Regions from separate parts of the Homo sapiens genome. Here region 2 is linked to region 1. A link is an interaction called in ENCODE POLR2A ChIA-PET data of the cell type or tissue named here. Cell type or tissue: OCI-LY7. All regions are shown on one strand. Region 1 overlaps SH3KBP1 (SH3 domain containing kinase binding protein 1). Region 2 overlaps SH3KBP1 (SH3 domain containing kinase binding protein 1).

What was found. Peaks named below come from ENCODE experiments on the same cell type or tissue, not always from the same donor. Only the 100,000 strongest peaks of a DNase experiment are listed, where the experiment ranks them.
Region 2: POLR2A ChIA-PET joins it to region 1 with 24 read pairs; 3 of 35 experiments call an interaction of 5 or more read pairs at or near these places.

Annotation. Positions count from the first base shown.
Region 1 is chrX:19,575,924-19,583,923 of GRCh38, reverse strand. All of the region lies in intron 12 of SH3KBP1 (SH3 domain containing kinase binding protein 1), which reads left to right. Among named protein-coding and RNA genes, the nearest start is that of MAP3K15, 64 kb to the right of the region's middle. In OCI-LY7, no CTCF peak of the experiment used is centred here; no DNase peak of the experiment used is centred here.
Region 2 is chrX:19,836,632-19,844,631 of GRCh38, reverse strand. All of the region lies in intron 1 of SH3KBP1 (SH3 domain containing kinase binding protein 1), which reads left to right. Among named protein-coding and RNA genes, the nearest start is that of SH3KBP1, 47 kb to the left of the region's middle. RefSeq lists an enhancer at 4,416-4,465. In OCI-LY7, no CTCF peak of the experiment used is centred here; DNase peaks (open chromatin) are centred at 3,511 and 4,561; H3K4me3 peaks cover 1,767 bases; H3K27ac peaks cover 2,784 bases.

The DNA.
Region 1 (8,000 bases):
TATATTTATATATTTAGAAATATATAAACATATACCATTGATATATAAATATATGTTAACAAATATATACATATGTGTTAATAAATATATTAGTATATTAATATAGTTATAAGTATACATAAATAATATATATTATTAATAGCACCATAATTATTAATAATTATAATAATACTATAATTAGTAATTATATTAGTCCTGGTCAGACCCAGGTGTTCCAGTTCACAGTTTTTAGGAATTATATCTAGGAAAACCACAGTGACATCAGTCAGCAGTCTGTGTTCAGCCTGAGCAAGTGGAAACGCACATGAAGGCTCTTACAGTGATCGCTCCCTTCCTCAGATAGTAATATACTTGACCTTTAGTAAGAATGTTCTCCCCACTTCTAGAAAGTAAGTTCATGTGGAATTTCAACAGGAAGAAAAGACTTTCAAAAATGTAATACCAGCATTGATTTAAAAATTCAATGGTGGGCTGGGCACGCTGGCTCATGCCTGTAATCCCAGCACTTTGGGAGGCCTAGGCAAGTGGATCACCTGAGGTCAGGAGTTTGAGACCAGCCTGGCCAACATGGTGAAACCCTGTCTCTACTAAAAATACAAAAAATTAGCCAGGCTTGGTGGCGGGTGCCTGTAATCCCAGCTACTCAGGAGGCTGAGGCGGGAGAATCGCTTGAACCCGGGAGGCAGAGGTTGCAGCGAGCCAAGATTGCACCATTGCTCTCCAGCCTGGGCAACAAGAGTGAAACTGCGTCTCAAAAATAATAATAATAATAATAATAATAATAATAATAATAATAATGTGTATTAGCAATTGAATAAAAATGGGTTCCTCTGTGAAAAGAGTTCCTGAGACTTGGGAGAAGAGTCCAAAAGAAGAAAAAGAAAAACCCAAGGAAATGCTGGAGAGAGGCAGGCTGCCCTTAGCTCTAGTAATTGCATGCAGTGGAAGGCAGCAAGCAAGAAACCTGAGGGGCAGGGCAGGTGTGTACCCTCAAAAGGAAATAATTCTGATAGGGCAAGAGATAGAAGCAGCCTGACCAGTCCAAAGCAGGCTTGTTAATCCTCCCAAACTCAGACATCCCAAGGCATAAGGATTAGTCATTTTCTTCCCAAAGAATAGAGAAGCTAGAGCAGGACCTTCACTGTGAGTTGGGGAGCTTTGCCTGTCTCCCGCTGTAGCACATGCTCTCTGAGTGGCCAGGGGCAGGTGTCAGGGAGCCTTGAGTTAGAGATGTGGGGAGAAGGTCTGGGATGAAGGAGAGGAAGTGAGGCCAGCAAGGATGGAGTGGGAGCAGGGCAAAGTTGATGGCTGGAAGGAAGCACAGGAGATGGTGATCAGAAAGGGGAGGTTGGTGCTTACAACCTTGGAGGTGGGTTTGTTTGGAAGATGAAAACATTCGCAATGGTTGTGGCCACAAATGTGGGTGACTGAAGATGAATGAATGAAGGTCATAGAACTGAAGATACCGAGGAAGGAGGGGCCGGAGTTGGGGATGGATCACCCACGCGGCCACCATAGGCTCAGGAAGATGGCAAGAGCTGGAGTCAGGGAGGCCAGTGTTCTACAAGCCAGTGTCCTCCCATGGGTGCTGGTGTGTTCTGGGAGTTGATGATAGTGACAAGAGGGTTTGACAGTGTGGTAGCAGGTGGTGTGAGCCTGCTGGCTCTATCCTCTGTCGGGCAGAGCAGAATTAACAGCTTTTGCTTTGGCCGGTGGCTGAGAATGTCAGGATGGAAGCGGACCATTCAATGAGAAGGGTCCAGATATGGGGGAGTTGGTTGCTATGAATCAGACATCCCAGAGGTCACTGTCCATTGACTTTACATGTGGAAACATGTGCCCAGGAATTGCTTTCGAAGATAGGCAGTTGGATGATGGACACCAGGATGTGGGTAGGAGGCCCAGTGACTTTCCAGACCTATGCCACTTGGAGATGACCTATTGCTTTAAATGTTAAACATACCATGTGGACTTCTTGTGAAGAGCTGGAGGCTATACTGAGAGAATTGGAGCATAGGATAAGGGGAGGGGCAGCACGCAGTGGAATCGCTTTTTTTTTTTTTTTTTTTTAAACCTGTAGTGATGCTGGAGCACTGGATTTCAGAGAAACACTGGGAGTTAAGTGACTGATGAGTTCTGAAGCATTTTAGCTTGAGGCAAAGATTAAGTAAACATTTATATGCCAAACATCAACTAAGTGCATAGGGAAGGGCAGATGTCTCTCTTGGGACCAACTTAAGAGCATGGAAGTTAATTTTTTCTTTAAATTTACCAAGGCATCTTGGCTTAAGACCTTGGGGTTATGATGTAGCAGGAAATAAGCTTCCAGGTACTGATCACTCCGTGAGGTGTCCAACTCCCATGCCCACCAAAAGAAAGCATTAGAAAAGACCTCTTTGCTTTTATTAGGCATAAACTAATCAATCCATTAATCAAAAAAGAGGACGAGAAAGCTAGTGAGTGTGTGCAATGTTCCCTAAGTCAGCAGGTAAACTGAATACTTGGATGCTTAGCCCATCATTTTGAATTGGGATTACTCAGGTGTTGTGAATTTCTTTCTAAAGATTCCTAGTGATTCCTTGTGTGATTTTTGTGTGTTTCCCTCCTTTAATACAAATCAGGATGAAGACTTATCTTTGGAGAATTCAGGAGAGAAGTCTTGGCTAGAAATTACAGAGGTTGGCTTGGTGCAGTGGCTCACATGTGTAATCCCGGTGCTTTGAGAGGCAGAGGCAGGAGGATCACTTAAGGCCAGGAGTTCTAGACTAGCCTAGGCAACATAGAGATCTCTACAAAGTTTTAAAATTAGCCATGCATGGTGTTGCATGTCTGTAGTCCCAGCTACTTGAGAGGTTGAGGTGGGAGGATCACTTGAGCCTGGGAGTTCAAGGCCATAGTGAGCAATGATTGCACCACTACACACCGTCCATCCTGGGTGACAGAGTGAAGCCCTGTCTCTAAATAATTAAAAAGAGAAAAAAAAGCAATTACAGAGGTGGATGCCATTGGCTTATAGATGGTAGTTACAAGCATGGAATAGATATGACCACTGCAGGAGATTACGGAGAACAGGAGGAGGAAAGAGTAGAGACAGCAGCAGGGAAAATCACTGCGTACAGGGTGGAGGAAGGCCTAGGAGCCATCCAAAAGGGTAGGAGGAGTGTGATGTCATGGAAGCTAGAAGGAGGAAGTGTGGAGCAACTACTGATCAGCAGTGCTCACACCTGGGCGTGCATCCGAATCACGGGTGTTTAGGGGTGCTTGTTGAAACACAGATTGCTGGCACCCCAGGTTTCTAACTCAGTAGGTCTGAATTAAGGCCTGAGAATTTGCATTTCTCCCAAGCTCCCAGTGCTGCTGCTGCTGCTGCTACTGGTCAGGGGACCACATTGTGAGAACCACTGCCATCTCGAGAGCCAGGGACACCCAGGCTTTGCTCATTAGTTGGCCCTTGGTGATCCCAGTCGAGCAATTTCCATGCAACAGTTGTGGGCAGGAGACAGATTTGGGGTGAGTTGAAGAGAGAATGGGCAAGCGGCCAAGCGTGGGTAGACTTGTCTTGTGAGAAATTGGCTATGGAAAAAAGATGGAGAATGGGTGCTAGATATAGATTCAGGAAGGAAAGAAAATTTGTGTGTGTGTATATGTGTGTATGTGTATGTATGATTCATTTGTTTGTTTCAAATACTCGTTAAGTGCCTACCTTTGCCCTGGCCCTCTTCTAGGTAGTAGTTAACTATGGTAACCAGGCCCACCCACTGCTTGCTTGGGCTTTGGGGCCAGGCACACTGGGGTTGAAACCCCAACCCTCTTCTTAGATACCCTGTGACTTCGTGCAAGGTGCTCACCACCTTGAGTCTCACTCAGTTCCCTCCCCTGCAAAATGACACCACAAGGCCTACCTTGCTCAGGTGTGGAGAGTTTAAACAAACTGCTCCACCTCAGGGGCCTAGCTCATTGCCTGGCAACTTGAGAGGCACTTACTAAATCTGTGACCTCCATGGGGGAGGGGTTCCTGCATCAGGCTCTGGGGCCCCAAGGGAGTGGAAAAGTGAACATCCTCCGGGTGGAAGCATGAGTGGCCTCCCCCAGCTGCAGCAAGAGCCAGGACCCAGGGAAGGCCAGCAACTGATGGAAGGTAGTCCCATAGGTCACAGGCATGGGGGGAAGTACCTTGTCATACTTTAGGGACATCTGCATGATTTGCTGACCTCATTCCACTTGTACATATTATCTTCTCTCACTCTCTTTCCTTCCTCCCACACATAAAGTGAATCAACCATAGTGATGGGATTTAGCCTCAGCCCAGGCTGAGTCACATGGATTTTCCTGCCACTGATGGCCAGAATCAGGCAGTGAAACAGTAGGAAATGTTAACACCTCACGCATGCTTTGTACTAATTGGTTTCTAGAATGTGTTTTCCATGGGCTATGTCTTTGAGTAGTACGGTTCCTCCACACGGCACCCTGCAAACTTTTCTCACAGTCACATGATGATGAATTCTCGTTCCTCCAGACACTGCCCAAGATGGGGGCTCAGCATCCTTAAAGCCCCTTGCGCCTCTTTGAGATGTCAAGCTGTGGGTTTGCAGGCGACGTCTATGGATGTCATCATCCTTGTGCCATAGTGGATTGCAGGGCTTGTCAGGCCCTGGATGGGCTCTGGAGAGAGGCCTGCTTCCAGATATATTTGCAGAGTCTGCACAATGAACAGGAATTTGGAGGGGAATTGAGTGAGCACTTTCCCATCACCTTCCAGCGTGTCTTCACCATCTATAAATAGCCCAGCTTGTTTGTGCTTATCCAGACAAGGACGCACGATGCAAAGGGAGAGCTGCCAGGAAAACCACTCTGGTTTCTGCTTCTTGTGCCCCTGGCCTCCCTCTGCTTGTCCCACATTTAAATGGTACCACTTTTTCAGTCCAAAAGTTCCTGTGATTCCTGGGACATTTTTGGCTACCAGGTGAGTATGTGGGGACTCATAGCAGATAACAGCAGAACCTTTGGATTTGGATTTCTGGGAAAGGGAGGGAGGCTCCTCCTGCCCTCCATCTGAGGAGCAAAGGAAACTGGGATTACTGATACTCCCATTTTGTCCTTTCCTGATGGAAGGATCCAAGTTCCATGAGCAGTAACATCCCTCCTGGGGCAGAATGCTTCTGAAGGACTGGCTTTGCATCTGCTATCTTCACAGATGGGCAGGGCCCTCTTGTTGCTGTTCATTTGAGAGAAAAACATCTCTTGGAGCATAAAACCTGTGCACACGGATGCTCACTTACATTATTGCCATCCCAAATGTGGTAGGAAAAGATTGGACTGGCTTGGCATGAGGAACTTTCCATCTGGTTCCAGCTCTGCCACCAATCAACTAGGTGGCCTTGGGTATATCACTCCCCACTCTCAGAGCACAGGACCTCTGTCTGTAATAAAATGGGGGCTTCAGCTGGGTAGTCTCTACTCACCTTTAACAATCAGAGCTGAAGTCTGAGATGTTATAAGTAGGCAGCCAGGAGAGCAGGAAGGGAGCGCTTACTTGCGTTGGCCTTGTATCCTCAGGCACCCGACTGGACAGGGCCACAGAGGTAAACAATGAGATGCAGTAGTTTTACACTAGGAGGGAGTGATAAGCAAGGTTGCAGAGTTGGAGAAAGAAAGAAGATAGGTTCTCAGGTGACAGGTGCTCCAAAATCCCAGACTTCACTGCTGTACAATTCATCCACGTAACCAAAAATCACGTGTACCCCAAAAGCTATTGAAATAAAGTAAAAAGTTGTCATAAAAAAAGAAGATAGGATAATTCGAGTGGTTTCTCTAGGATCTGCACATTTGACATCCATTATCATCTGTTCCCAATGCAATGAAAAGTGATGAACAATAGAGGATGTGTGGTGTGTGCCTCAGTGGTTTCCTAAGCACAGGCAATGGGGCGTTTCTATTTCTTTTCCTTTCCTTTTCTTCCCAGCTTTCTTTCCTCCTTGTCAAATTTTGTAGGCAGTTGAAGCCCAAACACTCGTACCTCCTTTCTGGGGCACGGGGTGGCGGCGGAGAGGGGTGTGTTGCTGCCAAAAAGAGTCACCATATGGACTTGGACTCTGGTTCAGTAGCAATCGGTAGATTTGCTCTTTCTTCTTTCATCCTTGCTCACCTCCAAAAGGTTTGTGGGTTCTTTTTGGTATTTTTTTTTTTGTGGCTGCTGTTAGTGCTACTGCTAATTTACTTGTTTGTTTGCTTGCCTTGGCTTCCTGTGCACTTCAACACCTTGTCTGTACCACATGTCTTGGCTTAACTGTCCCAACGCAGGCTAAATTGGGCCATGCCACTGGCTGAGTTCATGGTCTCGAGAGATGCACATGGTGCATCTTCCACATTGCCGTCTGTGCACGAGCCCCATCTTATATCTTGAGTCTGAGTGGGAAGAACAGGCCCCTCTGGATAGGTCGAGTGCATGATTTTTGTTTATTAGTAGTACTTTTAAACTGAGAGAGGCAAAGGTAATTTACTTAGCTGGCAGTGAGCCGGGGTGACACAGGCTGCCTGGCGTCCTTGATAACTCACTGTCTCCAAGGCCAGATCCCCAGCCTGGAAGACCAGAAGGCTGACTAAAGCAGCTTCGAGAAGGAGTCAAGAGCTTGGGCTCTGGAGTTGGACTTAATAGGCCCAATTCTAGACCCTGCCACTTTACTGCTTTTATGACCCTTAATCAGCAAGTGACTTAATTTCACTGAGCCCCAGTTTCCTTATCTACGTAATGAAAACAAGGTTGTCACAGGTGGGGTTCTCTAGAAGGCATACCCTGAGCCAGCATTTAACATGAAGATATGTTTTAGAGTTCAATACCTATGAAGCAAAAAGGAAGAAGGATTGGGCAGAGGGAGAAGTCATGATGTGATACTGGCTCAAAAAGCCTTGGCCAAATTCGTGGAAAGTTTTGGAGCCAAAATGGCCCATCTGAGTCATCCCATGTTGGGCTGAGATGGCTGAGACTTTGATACCATGGGGTGTGGGCTGCCCTGGAGGGGAGGGAGTGCCTTGGCTGAGGAGGCTCTCTGCAGCTGAGATGGTCCCTGGAATAGCTGACAACTGGCAGCTGCCTGCTGACAGCACTCCCAGCAGGCAGTAGGGGCAATGAGCCCTTCACTCAAGGGGCTGCGCATAGTAGGTACCTCAAGGGGTGGTTGTGAGGATTGAGTATTTAAAGCATGCCTGTAATCCCAGTGACTTGGGAGGCTGAGGCTGGAGGACTGCTGGAGGCCAGGAGTTTAAAACCAGTCTGGGCAATATAGTGAGAGCCCCATCTCTACAAAAATTTTTTTTAAATTAGCCATGCATGGTAGCATGTACCTGTAATCCCAGCTACACAGGAGACTGAGGCAGGAGGATCACTCGAGTCCAGGAATTCGAGGCTACAGTGAGCTGTGATCATGCCACTGCACTCCAGCCTGGGCAACAGAGTGAGACTTTCTTTCTTTTCTTTTCTTTTTTTTTTAAGTGCTTATTCTAGTGCCTGGCACATGGTAGGCATTCAGTAAACAGTAGCTGTTGCTGTTGTTTCTTTTTTCTTTTTCTTTTTTCATTCTCAAAGGGGGTGAGCTGCTGTTATTTCTATGGGATCATAGGTTCTACTTATACCTGGTGTGGTGCTTGGGCTCGTCAGTCTCTTCTCTGTGATTTAGGTTCCTGCTTTAGTAAAACAAGGAGACTTTTAGCCAGTACTTGCCTATCCAAGTCATGTGTCCTAAGTGTCCATAACGAAAACTGCTAGGTAAAATATAAGAACATTGCATTACTTTGATTTAAAAATCAGAAACAAGTAAGGGCAACTTTCTTCTGATGTCTTTGGATATATGGTAGTATCTCCTGACTTCTCTTATGTTCTCCTTTTAGTTAACAGCTGTAGGCATAGAAACTCACCAGACAGAAACACTTGCAGGAGCTTGCAAATTACAAAAGGATGGGCTTTTTCCTTTTTCTCTGAATTTAATAACATCCCTTTTGCCAAA
Region 2 (8,000 bases), 260 kb before region 1:
TCTTGTGAATGCTTTCCCATCCAGGCCCTGCATTTCATTCTGATCTTTGATTGAATGCCCCTCTGCTATATAGGCATTGGTTGTGGTGAAGGTAAGAGTGAAATCAAGACTGATCACAGTAACTTGAGAGGCCTGGACTAGTGGCGTATACTTGTTTTGTGGCCAACTGGTCATGTTGATCATCAGCTTTCTCTAGCCTTCAAGTTAAATAACAAGGCTCACATTTGTAACTGCATTTCTTTGAGTTGAATGGTAAGGTATAGTTCGAGGTCAGTACTTTGTAAGGACACTCCTGGTGTCGTATGGTGCACTCAGTCACCAACATTTATTGAGCACCTACTTTGTGCCAGACACCAGACGAGGAGGAGAGGGTGCTCAGATCTGCCCTTTAAGAGCTCCCATTCCAGGGTGTGTGTAGGGAGGGCATGTCGGGGAAGCCCTCACAGCATAGCATGATAATGACCTGCAAGACTAGCATCTGGCATTAATGGAGCAGCTTCTGTATACAGTTTACAGATATCACGTCTCACCCTTGCCACAGATCACCTTCTGATTTTAAACACAAAGAAAGTGGGCTCGAGCTAGGAATCTCACCCCATGTCACACAGCCAGTGAATGTCTAAGCTGGAATTTGCTCCCAGGCCTGCTGGGCTTTCTCCTACACCTCATGCTTAGAGGTGACAAGAGAGGAGAGATGGGCTGGGAGGCTCAGGTTCCTTGGGCCTTCGTGGAAAGCAGCAAGTGACAAGAGTATCCTTAATGGTGTCTGAGGCAGGCAATGGTGGGCCTTTCTTTCCTCTCACACAGCCGGGTTTGTTTTTTCTCTTCTTTCTTGATTCATCTCTTTTCTGCTTTCCCTGCTGCTCCCCAATTCTTTGAGCTGCTACTGGGCCTGCTACAGACATTGTTGAATCCTGCCAGAGGCCATCCAGCCACAGGTGTGCTGCCTCCTGCCCAGGGAGAGAGTTCAGGCCCAGGGACTGTCTGTCACTGGGGTCCGTGTTCTGAGCCTGTCTTTGTTGGGGAAGCTGATGTTCAGTTTTTAAGATGCAGGTCTTGGGAATTACCTGCTTGTTGGGTTGATGTCCCTTAGTGGTGTGTTTGTGAAGACACCAAAAGGAAAACGTGGCTGGTATGTAGGTCAGCTTTATTGTACGCGGAGATCCCCACAGTATCTGTGGCCTTGACCTGGGAAATTCAGACCCCCAAACCCTTCAGCCCTGACACTAATGGGAGGGCACTGGATGGTAAGAACTTGGCCTTGTGCAGACTTGCATAGAGAAGAGTCTGTGTGTATGTAAAGTTGATGTATGGCCAGGCATGGTGGCTCACGCTTGCAATCCCAGCACTTTGGGAGGCCGAGGTGGGTAGATCACCTGAGGTCAGGAGTTCGAGACCAGCCTGACCAACATGGTGAAACCCCTTCTCTACTAAAAAATACAAAAATTAGCTGGGCGTTGTGGCAGGTGCCTGTAATCCCAGCTACTCGGGAGGCTGAGGCAAGAGAATTGCTTGAACCTGGGAGGTGGAGGTTGCAGTGAGCCGAGATCACGCCATTGCACTCCAGCCCAGGGGACAAGAGCAAGACTCCGTCTCAAAAAAAAAAAAAAAAAAAAAAAAAAAGTTGATGCACGAGTATCTGTTACGGTTCTCTGGTTTTAAGTAAAAGAAACCAACTCTTCCTTAACTAAGGTAGCAAAAAGGATTTATCAGAAGGCATTGGGGTAGTTTATAGGGTGGAAGGAGAAGCTAGAGGATCAGGTCTGAGAAAGATGGCAACTGGGCAGCTTCAGGGATCTCACTTCTGAGAGCCCTGGTGGGGGAATCTGCTCCAGCCGTCTCCAGTGTTTGTCACATTGCTTTGATCACAGTTGGGTCCTATGTCATACATTGGCTGGCAGAGGGCAGGGCATGTTGATGGACAGTCCCATCAAACTATCTCATGGTGGAGGGGAAGTTCCCCCAAACAGTTCCCCTCCCTGCATGGGGAGTGTTCTCCTGCTAGGGCACAAACACAGTCTACCACCTCAATGACCGACAATCTACAATAATAAATTCTTAAATATATATTGTTTAGACTTTTAATTTTAATATTATTATTTTTTTGAGATGGATTCTTGCTCTGTCACCCAGGCTGGAGTGCAGTGGCATGATCTCAGCTCACTGCAACCTCTGCCTCTGGGGTTCAAGCTATTCTCCTGCCTCAGCCTCCTGAGTAGCTGGGATTACAGGCACGTGCCACCACACCCAGCTAATTTTTGTATTTTTAGTAGAGACAGGGTTTCACCATGTTGGTCAGACTGGTCTTGAACTCCTGACCTTGTGATCTGCCCGCCTCGGCCTCCCAAAGTGTTGGGATTACAGGCGTGAGCCACTGCGCCCGGCCAATTTTTATTTGTAAAAGCTGTACTGAGGTATAAAATTTCACCCATTTTAAGTGTACAGTTTAATACTTTTCAAGTAAATTTACAGCATCCTGTAACTCTCACCACAATTTAATTTGAGAATATTTCCGTCACCCCAAAAAGATTCTTCATACCCATCTGCAGTCCATCCCCATTCCCATCCCCGGCCCTAGGCAGCCACTGATTGGTTTTCTGTCTTTTTAGATTTGAACATAGTTTTTTTTTAAATATGTTCCTGACTGGTGTAACTTTTTCTGGGTATTCTGGAAACTATGTTATACATGAAAGAAAAAAAGAGCCCCCCCCCACCCCCCCGCCCGCATCAATGGTGTGAAAGTCTGTATCTCGCTGGTCTCAGGTTTCTCTGCTTTCTCTTTTAAATCCTTCCTTCTCTCCAGTGGACCATAATTTAGGAGAACGTAGCCCTGGGCTTGATGCTGCCATTATTTACCTCTCAATGTCTCTAAGCCTAAGTCATGGAACCTTCTAGGCCTCAGTTCCTCATTTGTAAAATTCAGGAAAAAAAAATAGACTAGATGATATCTGATGTTCTTTCCATCTCTAATGATCAGTACTCATGATCTTTTTTGGTGAAGTCTGTTTTGGCAAAAAATTACTTCTTGATTTTCTATGCCCTTCAGAGGACTGAAACAAAACACTAAAATTAAAAATTTATTCTTCAGAATTCACAGAACACAATAAGTGCAAAAGCAGTAAGTGTGTAACATTTCTACTTCTGAAATGATTAAAGCTTACTGCACTGAGACCTCTGTGACATTGTGTATATGTGTATACAGCGGAGGAAATTAATTGGAAACTTTCATTCTCCTTCATGCTTTCTGGTTTATTCAAATATTTATTGAAGCAGACAGGATGCTAGGTGAAGGATTTAGAATCCTGGCAAAGATAAGGGCTTTTCCCAGATGAAGGTTGCAGTCTAGTTGGGGTAAGTCAGTGTGAAATTATAGTGAGGTGAACTGGTCCTAGGAGACAGGAAGGACAGTGAGCAGAGGGAGGTAGGGAAGGACTGGGTCACAGAGCAGGGCCACGGATATACCACCGCCACCACCACCGCCATAGTGAGAAGCTGGCCCTGAGAAGCTGCTAGGCAGCTGGCTTAGCCAACCCACAGTTAAAAACCACCCATTTCGTCTTTGGGGGAGGAGACATTCCAGCAAGTTTGAAGGTAGAGATAGGGGAGGGTGAAGTGTTTTGCATTTCTAAGCAGATCTCTTATCTCCCCTGGCTCTATCTTTTTGTAACATGGGGTTAACTGTAGCATTGGTTTTTGCAGTGACTGTAGATGTAGCAAACTTGTGGAGGCTGGCCTTTTGGCACAGCACACAGCTGGAGGGTGGTATTTTTCTGACAGGGAGATGTTCTTAAGTTTTGTAATTTATGGTGTCTTTAAATATGGGATTTTGTTTACTGTTATCCTAATTACACCTCTGATGTATTTTATTTAGCTTAATGTTTTAATTTTCTGCTCATACCCAGAGGTAATTTCTCAAAGGGTACCACTTTAAAAAAATCATAGGTAATGTTTCATCCTTCCTGCAGTTACCTGCAGCCTCTCGAAGGCAAGGAAATGGGTTTTGGGGGCATAGACTTTCTTCTGGGCTCTTGTGATATAATTTTGGCTGTGTTTGTATCATCCAAGATCTTCACCACCTGTTTGCCAAGTATTATCCTAAACCATTCTGTTCTATAGAGACGTGATACAAGCCACATGTCATTTTAAATGTTCTAGTAGTCACATTAATAAAATTTTAAAAAGGTAAAATTAATTTGTATAATATATTTATTTAACCCAACAGATCTAAAACATCACTTCAACATGCAATTGATGTGAAAATAATGAGCTATTTCACATTATTTTTTTCTAAACAAGTCTTTGGAACTTGGGATGTATCTTATGGCACACGTCAGTTCAGACTAGCCACATTCCAAGTAGTCATTAGCCACATTTGCAGTGACACTGTATTGGACATCAAAGTTCTAAACCTTTCAAAGGCTTGCAGAGGGCACTGGAAAGAGCCCTTAGAGTGGGTAGGAGAGACATATCCTCATGATTTATGAGCTCTTAACAAAGCCACAGGTTTCCTCTTCTTAGAGAAACCTGATATGTAAAAAAAATTCATCTTGACAGGAAAGGTAAAGCAGGAAGTAATTATTCATGTTACAAAAGAATTAACCACAGGATCTTTTAAATAGCAAGCTCCCTTAGTGCACGGAAGAATATGACTCAATTTGCAAAATGTGATTGACACTTGACATTTTAGTAGCACCTTTGTTGGGCTGGGAACGGTCTATCATCATAAAATGCAAGCTGAGTGGTCAGTTGATCAAGTCTTTATTGAGCACCTACTGCATGTCATGGATGCTTATAGGGGCCCCAGCAGAACTAAGGGTGATCCATACCCAGAAGGCATTCAGGGGCTCACAGGGAAGACAAGACACAGCTTGGGATTGCCTCAGTGGCAGGGGCCAGAGAGGCCTTGGGTCTAGAAGAGCTTGGAAGGTGATGTGGAGGCAGTCAGGACCTAGCTGTGGCCAGAAGGCAAGGAGGCTGTGCATGATTACTTAAGTTTAAAGAAAGGGCAATGGCCAGGGTGGTCGCTCACGCCTGTAATCCCAGCACTTTGGGAGGCCAAGGCAGGCAGAACATTTGAAGTCAGCCTGACCAACACGGTGAAATCCTGTCTCTACAAACAATACAAAAATTAGCTGGGCATGGTGGTGTGCACCTGTAGTCCCAGCTACTTGGGAGGCTGAGGTGGGAGGAACACTTGAGCCTGGGAGACAGAGGTTGCAGTGAGCTGAGATGGTGCCACTGCACTCCAGCCTGGGCAACAGAGCCAGACCCTGTCTAAAAAAAAAAAAAAAATTTTGTTTTTTTTTTTTAGTATCTTCTTAATTATGTATAGATTGTGTACATATATTCCTGTACTAATTGAAGATCAAGAAAACCCCAGAGAAGCTCCTACGCTGTTATTATTAGGCTTAACAAACTTTTGAAACACATAAAATTGAGTATTGTATGACTTTAGACATTGGTGGAAAAATGAAGACATTTTCTTCATGGTTCAGGTACATAGTTTTAAAATATCTTGCTAATCCTGATGGTTCCACACTTACACCAATGTCAGGGGTGGAAAGAAACCCATATTATGAATGATCTTGATAACTGAGTGTTTGGGGGCCATCTCCCCGTAAGATCTGATGTGTCTTCCCCATGTGGTGGGCAAAGAGCTCCCAGCAGAAGCTGAAGTGGCAACTCTATCATTTTCTTTCTTTCTTTTTTTCCTTTTCTTTTTTTCTTTTTTTTTTTTTTTTTTTTGAGACAAAGTTTCGCTCTTTTCCCCAGGCTGGAGTACAGCGGCATGATCTTGGCTCACCGCAACCTCCGCCTTCCGGTTTCAAGCGATTCTCCTGCCTCAGCCTCCAGAGTAGCTGGGATTACAAGCACCCACCACCAAGCCCAGCTAATTTTTGTATTTTTAGTAGAGACAGGGCTTCATCATGTTGGCTAGGTAGGTCTCAAACTCCTGACCTTGTGATCCGCCGGCCTTGGCCTCCCAAAGTGCTGGGATTACAGGCATGAGCCACCGTGCCCGGCCAGCTCTCCCATTTTCTTGGCACTTGGCCTCGTGTTGTCTACAGCTCCTACTTTCTTTACACAGATCTTTTCAAGCAGCTGACCCACTTTGTGAGGGTGATTTCAGCAAGAAGGGGTCATAGCCATAAGGAGGCTGTACCAGGAGGCACCAGAGAACTGCAGGGCACCCCATGGTGGGGACACAGTCAAACCATATCAGATGGGAATTATTAGCTTTGACATACAACTGAGACCTAGAGAAGTTAGCATCACATGGAATGCTGGTGCTTGCTCTGGTGGTACTCCTTGATTCCACTGTCCCTCTGGCTGCTTCCTGCCCCTTAAAGGATCCCTGACTGTGTGTCCTGGAGACTGGGTGAAGGAACCTGTGTCATTCTGTCAATGGAACAATAGAGAAGTTGAATTATTACTTTTTTAAAGTTAAAACAAAATGAATAGACATTGTAATTTTTTTCTCCCATCATCTCAATGGATGCTTAAAACCTATCTCAGTGTATTGAAGTTGGTTTGTTGTTGTTGTTGTTGTTGTTGTTGTTGTTGTTGTTGTTTTACTCATTTGTGCTTTTTGTCTCCTATTTAAGAAATCTTTGCCAAACCTAAGGTCATTAAGATTTTCTCCTATCCATTCTTATAAAAAGTTTTACAATTTTAGCTCTTACACTTAGGTCTGTGAACTATTTTGAGTTAATTTTAGCATATGCATGCTTTACAGAGCTCATTTAACTTTTCCTCTTCCATTATTTTATCATAATTTCTGAATTGCTAATTTACCACTGGGGATTTATCTAATTTTTGCTATCCTTGTATTCATTCATTTGCCATTCATTCATTCATTCATACGGATCTGCAAATAAAAAAGGAAAAGGTGGCTGGGCACGGTGGCTCATGCCTGTAATTCCAGCACTTTGGGAAGCCGAGGCGGGCAGATCATCTGAGGTCAGGAGTTCAAGACCAGCCTGGCCAACATGGTGAAACCCCGTCTCTACTAAAAATACAAAAATTAGCTGGGTGGGGTGGCATGCATTCAAGGAGAATCGCTTGAACGTGGGAGGTGGAGGTTGCAGTAAGCTGAGATTGCGCCACTGCAGTCCAGCCTGGGTGACAGAGTGAGACTCCATCTCAAAAAAAAAAAAAAAAAAAAAAAAGTGTTATGAAATTGGTTCATATTGAGGTGGTCATGAGGAGAAGTCCAGTCTAAATGAATTGCATAAGTTAACTAATTTTTGGATTGGTTAATGCTGCTAATTTGCATTGGCACTTTGTCAGTGAGAAGACCCACCTTTCTTACCTGTTGCCTTTGCTCATTACCAAGTATGAGAGATTTTCATAGATCAGGAAAACAATGTAACATGGAATTGATGCGTAAGAGCTCATCTGTTGAGAGGGCAGTTGTGGTTCTGATGTAGGCGGTCTGAGACATTGGCTTGGCCAGCCAGGCCCTCTATGCCACCTGTCTTTACACGTGTTGTTGCTGCAAGATGGGTGTTACCTCTGTCGGATGGTGTATTAGTCTGTTCTTGTGCTGCTAATAAAGACATACCCAAGATTGGGTAATTTATAAAGGAAAGAGGTTTAATTGACTCAGTTCAGTATGGCTGGGGAGGCCTCAGGAAACTTAACAATCATGACAGAAGGGAAAGCAAACACATCCTTCTTCACATGGTGGCAGGAAGGAGAAATGCCAAACAAAAGGGGGAAAAGTCCCTTATAAAACCATCAGATCTCATGAGAACTCACTCACTATCACAAGAAAAGCATGAGAGTAACTGCCCTCATAGTTCAATTACCTCCCACTGGGTCCCTCCTACAACACTTGGGGATTATGGGAACTACAATTCAAGGTGAGATTTGGGTGGGGACACAGCCAAACCATATCAGATGGGGATTATTAGCTTTGACATTTTGTACAACTGAGACCCAGAGAGGTTAGCATCACATAGTATTGGCGGGGGATGGGAGACCCAGAAGTCAAACCG